4 separate regions of the Homo sapiens genome follow, and all the other regions are linked to region 3. The links are chromatin contacts, found by Hi-C or POLR2A ChIA-PET in ENCODE. All regions are on one chromosome and are shown on one strand. Each heading gives the region's core, a stretch centred on a gene start or an enhancer-like site at or near the end of the contact. The rest is flanking DNA. Distances are from core to core; before and after follow the strand shown. Region 1 holds the start of NFYC (nuclear transcription factor Y subunit gamma). Region 2 holds the start of FOXO6 (forkhead box O6). Region 3 holds the start of KDM4A (lysine demethylase 4A). Region 4 holds the start of TMEM69 (transmembrane protein 69).

The links. A loop is a pair of places that touch in the nucleus more often than their neighbours do. ChIA-PET counts read pairs that join two places held with the same protein, here RNA polymerase II (POLR2A). Pooled maps may share reads with other maps.
Region 1: a loop to region 3 is called in a pooled map, with 16 times the contacts of the local background. The contact joins the promoter of NFYC here to the promoter of KDM4A in region 3. A Hi-C loop is called at or near these places in 6 of 50 pooled maps. POLR2A ChIA-PET finds 5 or more read pairs at or near these places in 2 of 52 experiments (GM12878 and activated CD4-positive, alpha-beta T cell).
Region 2: a loop to region 3 is called in a map of naive thymus-derived CD4-positive, alpha-beta T cell, with 26 times the contacts of the local background. The contact joins the promoter of FOXO6 here to the promoter of KDM4A in region 3. A Hi-C loop is called at or near these places in 1 of 168 maps with a recorded cell type or tissue (naive thymus-derived CD4-positive, alpha-beta T cell) and 6 of 50 pooled maps. POLR2A ChIA-PET finds 5 or more read pairs at or near these places in 1 of 52 experiments (T-cell).
Region 4: a loop to region 3 is called in a map of naive thymus-derived CD4-positive, alpha-beta T cell, with 14 times the contacts of the local background. The contact joins the promoter of TMEM69 here to the promoter of KDM4A in region 3. A Hi-C loop is called at or near these places in 1 of 168 maps with a recorded cell type or tissue (naive thymus-derived CD4-positive, alpha-beta T cell), 1 of 37 single-sample maps with no recorded cell type and 9 of 50 pooled maps. POLR2A ChIA-PET finds 5 or more read pairs at or near these places in 1 of 52 experiments (A549).

Annotation. Positions count from the first base shown.
Region 1 is chr1:40,690,276-40,692,975 of GRCh38, forward strand. It overlaps NFYC (nuclear transcription factor Y subunit gamma), which reads left to right and starts at 1,429. Exons shown (of 10, transcript NM_014223.5): 1 at 1,429-1,592. NFYC-AS1 (NFYC antisense RNA 1) reads right to left here and starts at 1,986. Exons shown (of 1, transcript NR_024567.1): 1 at 1-1,986. It also overlaps a transcript of RIMS3 not described here. RefSeq lists a silencer at 1,837-1,936 and enhancers at 2,177-2,346, 2,367-2,416.
Region 2 is chr1:41,360,163-41,362,862 of GRCh38, forward strand. FOXO6 (forkhead box O6) reads left to right here and starts at 1,272. Exons shown (of 3, transcript NM_001291281.3): 1 at 1,272-2,182. The coding sequence starts at 1,769. RefSeq lists enhancers at 678-747, 815-1,109 and silencers at 908-1,567, 1,768-1,987.
Region 3 is chr1:43,648,792-43,651,606 of GRCh38, forward strand. It overlaps KDM4A (lysine demethylase 4A), which reads left to right and starts at 1,358. Exons shown (of 22, transcript NM_014663.3): 1 at 1,358-1,461. RefSeq lists a silencer at 1,125-1,244.
Region 4 is chr1:45,686,589-45,689,459 of GRCh38, forward strand. TMEM69 (transmembrane protein 69) reads left to right here and starts at 1,593. Exons shown (of 3, transcript NM_016486.4): 1 at 1,593-1,687. It also overlaps a transcript of GPBP1L1 not described here. RefSeq lists enhancers at 1-159, 1-45, 116-235, 256-585, 1,535-1,604.

The DNA.
Region 1 (2,700 bases), core at 179-2,678, 3.0 Mb before region 3:
ATCTGTCTCTACAATCTCAACATACTATTCTCTTGAATCTGTTTTTAATTTTATGCCATTTCTCATGTCTGAAAATGTCATTATAAGTAACTTTTTTTTTTTCTGAGACAGGGCCTCGCACTGTCGCCCATGCTAGAGTGCAGCGAGACACTCGTAGCTCTTACCAGTAACTTCTTTATAACACTTTTGCAATTTACGAAGCACTCTCACATTATTTCATTCACTCTCCCCAACATTACCAAAAGTTAGGAATTAGATCTTTTTACAGATGAAGGAATTGAGACTCCCTGAAGTCAAGTGTCTTATAGTTAGGTTTTGTTCATTCATTCATCAAATAGAGTGCCTGATGTGAGATTTATTGAAACTGGATTTGAAAACAATTTTCCTGAATTCAAGTCGAGGGTTTACTCCACTATTCTCAATTACTTTATCACCAGGGTTATAAACCCAAAGGAAGTGAGTAACAACAGTGTGATTTTATTGAGGACCCATGCAACACTAGTCTCAGAAAGGCTCCAGTGTCATTTGTAAAATTCAAGGTTACCATCAGCAGAGGCAGTCATTCCTCTCTGCGCTTGTTACCTAATGCACTAACTCTCACTGTAGGTAATTCCATTCAAGACACATTTGATGACTATACCTACAGGTTTTGAAGTTATTCGGATGGGGTTTTGACACTTACTAGCTGTGGGGACTTAGATCAAGTTACTTAACCTTTTTGAGCTTCAGTTTTATCATTTGTAAAATGGATACAATCCTGATGCCTTTGGACCAAGTGGTCACGGAAATGAAAGAGATAAGTATGAAAAAATCCATGCTCATAGTAGCTGTGGTTTCCAACTGCGTGATAAAACTTTAAAATCTGCATTCAAATAAGAACAACTATGTCGACGTAAGGTTACAAGCTAACTATTCTTGGTAAGTACTGTTCTTTATTCTAGAGGACATCACTTTACAGTTTGGTGCTAAATGCTCTTTTATGAATTTAAGGTGCCAGTAGCTGTCTACTTGAACGGCATGCTTAATCTGGAACGCCATGTCGACCTTCATCCCCCAGTTCTTTCTCCCCAAATTAAAAACACAAATACACACACACGCCCCTACTTAGTTCCTAAAACTCAAGGGCACGCGCACACACCTACTTATTTCCTAAAATTCAAGCTCGCACCAAGGAGATCCACAAGGATAGGCAGGGTGGTGGAGGTCACTGGGCAGCGCCTCCGGATCCCCCGAAAGGGGGCGGGGTCAAAACTCAGATCTCGAGCTCCCGAAAGGGGGCGGGGTTAAAACTCTCAGATCTCATTCCGCCTCCCTCTGTCGTCGCCCCTTCCCAATTCTCGCGAGACCTCAAGGAGCACAGCTTCTGCGCACCGCACGATACTGGGAGTCCAGGCGCCAAGGGAGGGGGAAGGGAAAAGGGGAAACGGTGCAAACGGCGTGGCCGCCATCTTGCTTGTGCCCCCGCTTCGCGCGCGCTCCGTTCTCCGTGACGCACACTTCCCCCTCCCCTCCGCCGCGCCTGGGCCTCTGCATTGCCCGACTCCGTAGGAGCGCGGGGGCGGCTCCTGCTCTTCCTGGACTCCTGAGCAGAGGTGTGTGAGTGTGCGGGAGTTTCTGTGCGAGGGTGATAGGGAAGCGGCGGCGGGGGGAGGGGCAGCGCTTCCCGCCTTCGCCAGAGACCTCACTTCCTCGCGCGGCCGCTGCTGTAGCTCGGTCCGTCCTGCCCGCCGCCATGTTGTGCTCTTGCCTGGCCCGCTGCTGTCGCCGCCGCCGCGCTCGTGGGGTCCGTGTGCCTCGTCGGCCCGGCCCGCGGGCTTTCTCCCATTGGCGGAAGGCGACGGCGGGGGGGCTCGCTCGTGATTGGTCGGTGGCGGGGAGGCCGCGGACCTGGCACCTTATTGGACGCGCCAGCTCCGGTCTAGGGGGTGATGAAGGAATCTGAGGCTGCGGGGATGCGCGCGTCTTGGGCTAGGGCGGCTGGGGCAATGACCCCCTGCGGCGCAGGCGTGGGGTTGCGGCGAGAGGGCGAGCCTAGAGGCTTTAAGGGGGAAGAGAGGGTGATGGCCTGGCAGGTACTTTGGGGGTAGCTTAGGCCATGGCCTGGGAATGGGGGACACTCACTTTCAGAGGTGCTTTTCCTGGTACATGCATGGCCCAAGATTGGGGTGTGCAGGCCCTCAGGGTTCCAGGCTTGGAAACACCGAAACCCAAGTGACAGGCTGAGAGTCTTCGAGATCCAGGGTTGCTAATGTGACCCAGTTTGGAAGTGGCCCTGAAGTCCACGGTGTGAGTGTATGGTGTAGGAAGAAAGGCATCAGGGCTAGGGGCATAGCTGAACGGTAGAATCGGATCAGGGATTTTGCTGGAGAGTGCAAGCATTCAAACACTGAGGTTTTGGTGGAGCCCTGGAGTCCAGAGTCAACGGACCTGGGATGTGATGTGAGGAGCAAGTAAACCGAGAGAGGAATGCTATTGAGAAGTGTGCTCTGTCCGAGCCTAGGAAGCACAGCATTAAGTAGTATCAGATTTAAAGTGACAAAATCTGATATAGGAAGCATTTTAGGGGACATTTTCGGACTTGGGAAGTGTATTAATAGAACAGTTATACATTATTGAGTCTCAGGACCATACAAGTAGTTTTGAGATGTTGTATATGAAATTTGCTGCTCTAGGAAGGATACAGGTCATGGCTGAGTTTCC
Region 2 (2,700 bases), core at 22-2,521, 2.3 Mb before region 3:
GAGTTGGGGCTAGAGAAGGTGTCAGGGCTAAGTTGACATTTGCACGGAGCTTTGAAGAGTGGGAGAATCTCTGATGAGGGCCTTGCGGCGGGGAAATGGTGTTCTAGGCAGAGGGGATAAATACCCTGAGCGAAGGCCAGCAGGTGCAGTGGTGACTGGGAAACCTAGCTCAGCAGCCTGTAGGATGAGGCCACGGACTGCCCAACCTCTCGGCTAGCCTCGCCCTTCTGAGCTCATGTGATGATCTGATTAGCATCTGACTCCTGACTAGTCTATGCAGTAGGGGACCTCATTTGTTTCAGTTGCTGCTCTCACTGTAGAGCCCTGGACAGTGCCTGGTGCGTCAGAGGTGCTCAATAAATATCCAGGAACTGATTGAGAAGCATCTCCCCAAACACTGTGAACTTTAGACAAGTGCTTGTTCCAACAACCGCAGTAAGAACCTCCCACAGACTCTAAAACAATGGTTTGCAAGGTGTGGTCTCTCGTGCATCACCTGGGAGCTGGTTAGAAATGCAAAGTCTGGGGCCCCAACCCAGACCTGCCGAATCAGAAACTCTGGAGTTGGGGTCCAGCAATGTTAACAAGCTCTAGGGGATGATTCTGCTCTGCGTCAAACTTTGAGAACTGGAGCTCTAAAACTATGACCACAGGCACCATGAAGAACATGTTTGCGGATGGAGGAGCGAGAATTGTGGCAAAGCCTAGCCTAGAACCCAGGTATTCTTGACCCATTCTTTTTCCCCAGCTCAGTCCAGGGCACAAAGAAGAGCAGAGTTCGATCATCCTCCCTGTCAGAGTCCTGGAACGGAGACTTGGGAACGTCAGGAGTCTACAAACAGAGGGCGGGGCAGTCCTCTCCGGAGTAGAAGGCGGGGCCAGTGCCCTGAGCCCCGCCCCATCCCGTTGCCCCGGGAAACCCCGGGTTGTAACAATAACCGGTGACGCGCTTCTGGGAGGGATCCTGTCGAGCCCATGGGCAGGACAGTCCAGCCGCGGACCAATGGGAGTGTTAGGGCTCCGCCCCCTAGCCCCCCCGCCTCCGCGCCGAGCAGGGGGCGGGGTCGCGCCAGCCGCTCCGCCCCTGCTCCGTAGGCGGCGCTGTTGCTTGCAGGGGCTGCGGCGGGGTCGCCCCGAGCTGGGAGCTCAGCGCCCGGTCTCCCAGCCCGCGGGCGGGGCACCTGGGCTGGCTGAGGATTCCGCGGCCGCAGGCGAAACGCCCCGCCCCCTCCCGCGTCGGGCCCGCCCCCTCCCCGTCCCCCGCCCATCCCGAGGTGCAGCCGGCGCTGAGCGCGGCAGGCGCGGGAGCTGGCGCTGGAGCCGGAGCGGCGGCGGCGGCAGCATTCACCGGGCGGCGGCGGCGCGGGCTCCGGCACCGGCTCGGGCTCCGGCATGGTGCAATCCGGCCTCGTCCCGGGAGAGCAGGGCCCGTGCGCAGGGCCGGCGCCCGGGGAGCGGCGGCAGCGGCGGTGGCGGTGGTGGCTGCAGGCGCAGGCAGGCGGCAGGTGCTAGAAGCGGGGCTGGGCGAGGTGTGTGCCCGCTGGGCTCCCGGGCCGCCGCCCCCTCACTGCCCAGGTCTTTCCCTCCCTTCGTGCTCCCCAGCGCGTCCAGCCCCCTGCCTCCGCGCCTCGGCCCATGGCGCCCCGCGGCTGAGACAGCGCCGCCAGGGACCCCTCCCGCGGGCCTCCCCGGGGCGTGCAGATCCCGGAGCCGCCCGCCCACCCTCCGCGAAGCCTCCCTCCCCTCCTCGCCCGAGCCGGGCGGGACCATGGCTGCGAAGCTGCGAGCGCATCAGGTGGACGTGGACCCGGACTTCGCGCCGCAGAGCCGGCCGCGCTCGTGTACCTGGCCCCTGCCGCAGCCTGACTTGGCCGGCGACGAGGACGGAGCGCTGGGCGCAGGGGTGGCCGAGGGCGCCGAGGACTGCGGGCCGGAGCGCCGGGCTACGGCCCCGGCGATGGCCCCAGCGCCGCCCCTGGGCGCGGAGGTCGGACCGCTGCGGAAAGCGAAGAGCTCTCGGCGGAACGCGTGGGGGAACCTGTCCTACGCCGACCTCATCACCAAAGCCATCGAGAGCGCCCCGGACAAGCGGCTCACGCTCTCGCAGATCTACGACTGGATGGTCCGTTACGTGCCCTACTTCAAGGATAAAGGCGACAGCAACAGCTCGGCCGGCTGGAAGGTGGGGGCGTCCGGCTGGGGAGGGGGCTGGGGACGCCGACTGGGGCTTCCAGGGGCTGCTAGGTGTGTTGGGCTCCAGGAGGGCCGTCAGAAGGAGGGCTTTTTGGCACCCCCCGGGGTCACAGAGTGTGCGCCCAGGGCGTGGGGCCGGCCAGCGGACGGGCGGGGGCGTACTGGGAGCAGCTGTGTGCGTGCTCCCTTGCGGGGAGGGATGCGGGGTGGGAGGTCTGGTAGGGTGACAAGGGACTGCCGCTTTGAGGCGTCCCCGAGGCACGTCCCCACCCTGTCCTTGGGGGCATAGCAGAGGAACCCATTCCCAGGCCGCGGACATTGGGGAGCCTCCCCCTCCTCCCCCAAGTCTGCTTTGTGTGACTCTTGTTTTACCCTTTCCACCAGGGCACCCTTCTTAGAGCGCTGGAATAATGACTTGGGGCCAATGCCGGCTTTCCCTCCCAAATCTCTATCATTGCGCTTCCTGGAGCTGTCCCCAGGGTGAGGAGTGTGACCATGGGCCCACAG
Region 3 (2,815 bases), core at 108-2,607:
ATAGCATTCTATGAAATATGTTCTTTTTGCCAACATTCATTAACTCTCATCTTTACAAAATTTGCAAGGCATTATTTTTTCCATTTTATTGATGTGAACTCCCAGGCTCAGAGAAGTTACTAGTTTTGAACACAGGCCTGACTCCATATAGCTCTTTCCAGGGCACTACCCCATTATTCATCCATGGTAATTCTGTATATTTTTTTATGACTCTGGTTGTGGGTATTTTACTTTCCTACTTGACCTTCCCCACTACCCTTGACAATCTGGGAATTCCTTAAGGCGACTCACTACCCCTCAGGAACCGCTCCTAATGACTTCTAGGAAGCCCCCTCGCCCTCCAGAAGTGCCTCTTCTGATTCCCAGGATGCCCCCCTCTCCGCCCCAAGAGCTGCTCCTAATGATCCCCCAAATCCCCGCTCACTGAGGAACTGCTTTTTTTTTTTTTTTTTTTTTTTTAGACGGAGTTTCACTCTTGTTGCCCAGGTTGGAGTGCAATGGCGCGATCTCGGCCCACCGCAACCTCCGCCTCCCGGGTTCAAGCGATTCTCCTGCCTCAACCTCCGGAGTAGCTGGGACTACAGGCATGCAACACCACGCCCGGCTAATTTTGTATTTTTTTTTTGAGTAGAGACGGGGTTTCTCCATGTTGGTCAGGCGGTCTCAAACTGCCGACTTCAGGTGACCCGCCCGCCTCGGCCTCCCAAAGTGCTGGGATTACAGGCGTGAGGGACCACGCCCGGCCAGGAATTGCTTTTTAATGACCCTAAGGAGAGCCTCCCTCATGGTCTGTCCTAATGACCCTCAGGGCAGCTTCCCTTCCCTGTTCAGGCTTGACAGCGAATGAGGGGTTTCCAAGGCCACGGGATTTTGTTTTGAAAACCGAGACACCCAGGACAAACCGGGACAAGACGGTCATCTTTTCAGCACTCCCTGAGCTCGGAAGCTGCCCCTAAGGGCCCCGACACATTTCCACGTTAGGCAAAGAGGATACTCATCCCAAGAAAACTTTGGCCTATCCTTTCGTTAGCGACATCCTATAGTAACCTCACCGCCCTTACCCATCTACCGGACCGGCCCACTTCCAGGTACTAGCTTCTTTCAACCCTGATTAGTTATGGGTGACCAGGAGCCCGCCTATGATTGGCCAGCTTCGCGATCCAGCTAGAGGCTCACTGGCCGCGGTCCCTAGTGGTACAGCGTTTCCTCCCGGCAACAGCCCGAGCCGGCGCTCATAGGCTGAGCACACTGAGGTCGGGACTGGGAGGTGGCTGCGGCGCGTGCTCATTGGCTGGTGTATGGCTTGCAGCCACCCTTGAATTGGTTGACTCTGTACGGCTGCGCAGATGCCGACTTTAGAGGAGGCGGAGTTTCGGCCTTCGCCTGCTGGAAAAGCAGTAGGATCGGCCAGTGGCGACAGCAGGAGCTGAGCCTAAGCCCTGGCGGGGCTTTGGGCTGTAGGTGAGAACTATAGGGTTTTGGAATTCTCGAGGATCATTGCCGCTGTAGCAGTGACCGTGAGTTTTGGTGGGGGAGGGGCGGTGGGGGTGGGTCTTCCAGCGGTGAGTGATCGGCATGTTTCTCGGCCAATAGGAGAAGGAGCTTCCAGAATGGGTTCTGAGATTGGTCCTTTCCAATCTTCAAGGCCAATGGACCTCGGGAGAGGGGGGCGGGTCATCTGGGCCTTATTTTCTTCTTCCTGCGGCCGAGCTTCACTCGCCAAGGCGGCGGGGCCGGGAGGGGCCGAACCTGTGCGCGGTGAGGTTCGGGGACGGTGGGGAGCAGGGTGCGCTGCCTTTGGAGTGATGCTCGCGGGAGCGGCTGCGAGGGAAGGGTGCGGGAGTCCGAGGGGGTTGTTAGCAACAGCTAGCTTTATTGAGTGGGTAAGTACCGGGCCTAGTGCTTAGTGCTTCGCTTGCATCATCTGAGCTAATCACAGCGACCCTGCAGGGCAGGGGGTTGGGATCCCCATTTTACAGGTGGAGAAACTGAGACTCAAGTCAGCTCACACAGCCAAGGTCACATAGCTAATAAACGGCAGAGACCGGATCTGTATTCAGAGTTTTGACTTCGGAGCCGGTGTTCTTGAATCTCTAGGCTTTGTTACTGATTGGGAGGGAAGGTGTCATGAAACGGGAGCTTTCCCCAGGGAACAGATTTGGGGGAAGGGAATCCTAGGGTTGAAGAAGGGATGAACAATTGAGGTGAGGGTGAGGAAATCAGTTTTTCAACAGTTACCGATTGCCTACTCTGTGCCATGCATTGTTCTAGGCATACAAAGATGAATAGGGGCAGAGGCTGATGAAGCCCATTAGGGCCCCTTTGAAGGCCCGGGGAAGGGCCCCAACATTGTATTCACATGATTGTATGTTTTTATAAAATGTGCAAAAGTAAGATATTTTGGATTCATTTTTCTTTTTAAGAGGGTCTTCAAAATTAAATAAACTTCGGGTTTCTCCACACTTGGAGCTGCCCTTGCAGAGGACTTAGTCCAGGTGGAGATGAGTATGTAAGCAGTATAGAGCAGTGGAAGGTGCACTTAAGAGTGGGCTGTGGGCAAATTTCCTGGTATGTAAAACAGGGAGAACAGTATACCTGCCATGCAAAGTTTCTGCCAGGTTCATGAAAAGCGCCTGTTTAGAAACACGCCTTATTTTTGATAGGAAGCCTAGGAGATACGGGTAACTGGATTTGCCTTCTCTCCTACCTTACACAGTTGTGCTCCGTGTTCTGCTCCCAGGCCTGTAACTAGATTTCTGGTGGATTGGAGGCGCTTTTCTCCTTTCTGAGCTCTCCAACTCTCAAAGAGAGTCTT
Region 4 (2,871 bases), core at 343-2,842, 2.0 Mb after region 3:
AGCACGGCCCTCCCATCCCCCGTCCGACCCCGCCTTACACACGCCCACCTGAAGAAGCGCATGCGCAAGGGACTGCTCCGGCGACCCTCCCGGACGCCAGTTCCCTACGCTGCCAACGTTCGGCCTCCAGAACGGCGGTTATGCCCTGCCCCGCCCCCGGCTCCCTTCTTCGCCGCTTGAGGCGGCGCATGGTCACCTCTGCCCCCTACAGAATTGAATCCTCTGCCTTTCCTCGTGCCGCCTGAGGCACGGACAAGCCTAGTTTAGTACGCCCCTTCTAACCCCCTTGCCCACTTCCAGGGCCTGGGCGCGTATGAATGAGTGGGTGGGTATGCATGTGTGTATCCCTTTTTTCTTCACCCTCCCACAGCCCGCCCCTTGGCCAGTGCGCGTCCCGAAACTACCTCTACAAGGACTTGCAAACCGGTTTCGGAGGAACGTGTGTTTTCCGGCCCTTTCCCACCTTCCGCTCCTTACTTCTCGTGTGCGCGTCGTTGAGACTCCAGTCCCCAGCGGGCCACACGGCCTGGCCCCGGAGGCTGCGCGGCTGCGTCGGCCGCGCTACCCGCTGGGAGTAGTAGTTCCCCTGGAGCGCAGGCGTCACTCCCCCGCCCAAGCGAAGGGCGGGATTCCGGCGAGAGCCTGCGCTTGCGACAGTGCCGTTTCTCCTACCTGAAGTCTCATTGGGTATCGCACTACTGGAAGGGGCGGCGCTGCCATGACAGAGAAGGCAATAAAACTGAAGGCCTAGCTCGACTAAAAGCGCTTACTATTAAGGAAGACTTCGCTGTGGCTCCATCCGGCACGGAAAGCTAAACCGTGTAATGGCTGGCAACCAGGAAGCTAGACTACCTAGAATCCGGAGGATTGGAGGGACTGGCCGGCGTGGGCCCCTGAGATCTCCTACTACATGTCTTCAGTTTTATCCATAGACACGGAAGGGCACTAAAATTGCCTGGTGCCATTTCCTGTGAAACAAGTCTAGATAAGAGAAGGGACTTGCCCAAGGTCACATAGCCGAGAAATAAAGCCGAGGGCAGTAGGAGAAATGATCTGACTTTCCGAACCACCCCCAAGCCTAGGGCCCTTATCACCACACCTTTCATGGAAGTGAAAATCCTGCTCTTGTGCTCTTTAACCCTTAATGAAGTTTATAGGTCCCAGCAAAGAAAATGGATGTAAGAACTGGGCTTTTTTCCCCCTCTAAATGATAGTAAAGGGCCCTAATGCAGTGAGATGTGTCCCCATAGGCCTTATAAACCCTGTTTTGCAAAGTAAAACATAAGTCCCACAGATGGCAAGCAATTCAGGTCACACTGGGCCTAAAATCCCGTCTCTTACCTTCCTTCACCACCATCATTCTGAGATTGTTTCAGTACTTGCACTCTACTTACCCGAACTCTGTGGGCAGATTCTGCTGCCTGGGAGCCCTGGAATAGAACTTCAAGGACCGTTCAACATCTGGATTCAACTAGAAATTAAGAATGGCCCCCAAACAGAAAGCCGGGCCTAGGAACCAATTAGCGCAGGTCAAGTCCCTACCCGGACTCATTTTTTTTCAGCCCTCAGGAAGTAGGGGCCTCTCTGAATCCACTTGCCGGAAGTGCCTTTCCAGTGGACCTGGGCTGTTGTTGCGGTTGTTTTCCTTCTCTCCGTGCAACGCTGGCAAGTCTCAAAGTCGCCACAGGTGCAGGTTGGGATGGGAGGCACCAAGGGTTGGTAGTAAATTTGCGACGTTGGGATGGGAGGGCACCAAGGGTTGGTAGTAAATTGGAGACGCGGGCACTCTCGGGCAGGGTTTCCCGAAGACACTGGCGTCTAAACCCCGCCTTCCTTTCTCAGAGGTCAGTTTGAAGCTGGCAGTTTGCAGTCTTCCCACCAGGGCAATGGGAATATTGAGCTTTTTCATTTATATTAGGAGGATTAAGCTTTGAGTCTCAGTCCTTAATCCCGCATCACCTGCCGTCCCTGGACTTTTTAGGTTATCACTTTTTAATACCCACTAGTTGGAAAGCACGTGCCACAGAGGAAAGGGAGTTTCCAAAGATGGGGGGATGGTTGAGATTTTAAATGGAGTGGTCTGGAAAGTCCTTAAGAAGAAAGTGATTTTGAACAAAAGTGATGGGTACGCTCTGCGGGCATTTTGGTCTGGGGCTCAGGTGGGTGGGTGTGGGTGTGATCTAAATTCTACTCGGAGGCCCAGGATTACTTACCTCCCTACTTGCTTCCTTAAGTATAGTATGAAGACATTAACTGGTATACAGGATTTCTTGACCCAGCCCTAAGATCTGTGATCAATAAATTAGTTCAATCGATTTTTTTTTTTTTTTTTTGAGACGGAGCTTCGCACTGTCTCGTGGGCTGGAGTGCAATGGCGCGATCTCGGCTCACTGCAACCTCCGCCTCCCAGGTTCAAGCAATTCTCCTGCCTCAGCCTCCCGAGTAGCTGGGATTACAGGCGCCTGCCACCACGCCCAGCTAATTTTTTGTATTTTTAGTAGAGACGGGGGGGAGGTTCACTACGTTGGCCAGGCTGGTCTCGAACTCCTGACCTCGTGATCCACCCACCTCGGCCTCCCAAACTGCTGGGCTTACAGGAGCGAGTCACTGCGCCCTGCCCAATCGATTTTTTAAAATTAAGCAGCAACTGTAGGTTTTTTTAGACATCCCATTCTCTTGGTTAAGAATGAAATTGTCAGATCTAGATCCATATTATCATTCACCTGTTTTTACTGGCTGCTTACATTAGAGTTTTTAATCAGTCCCTCCTGTGTAAAGTGCTTTGTGTCAGGGACGGTTCTCAGCTATTTACATGTAGTAACTTATTAAGTGTTATATCAGGCTAAGTGGCACACACCTGCAATCCCAGCA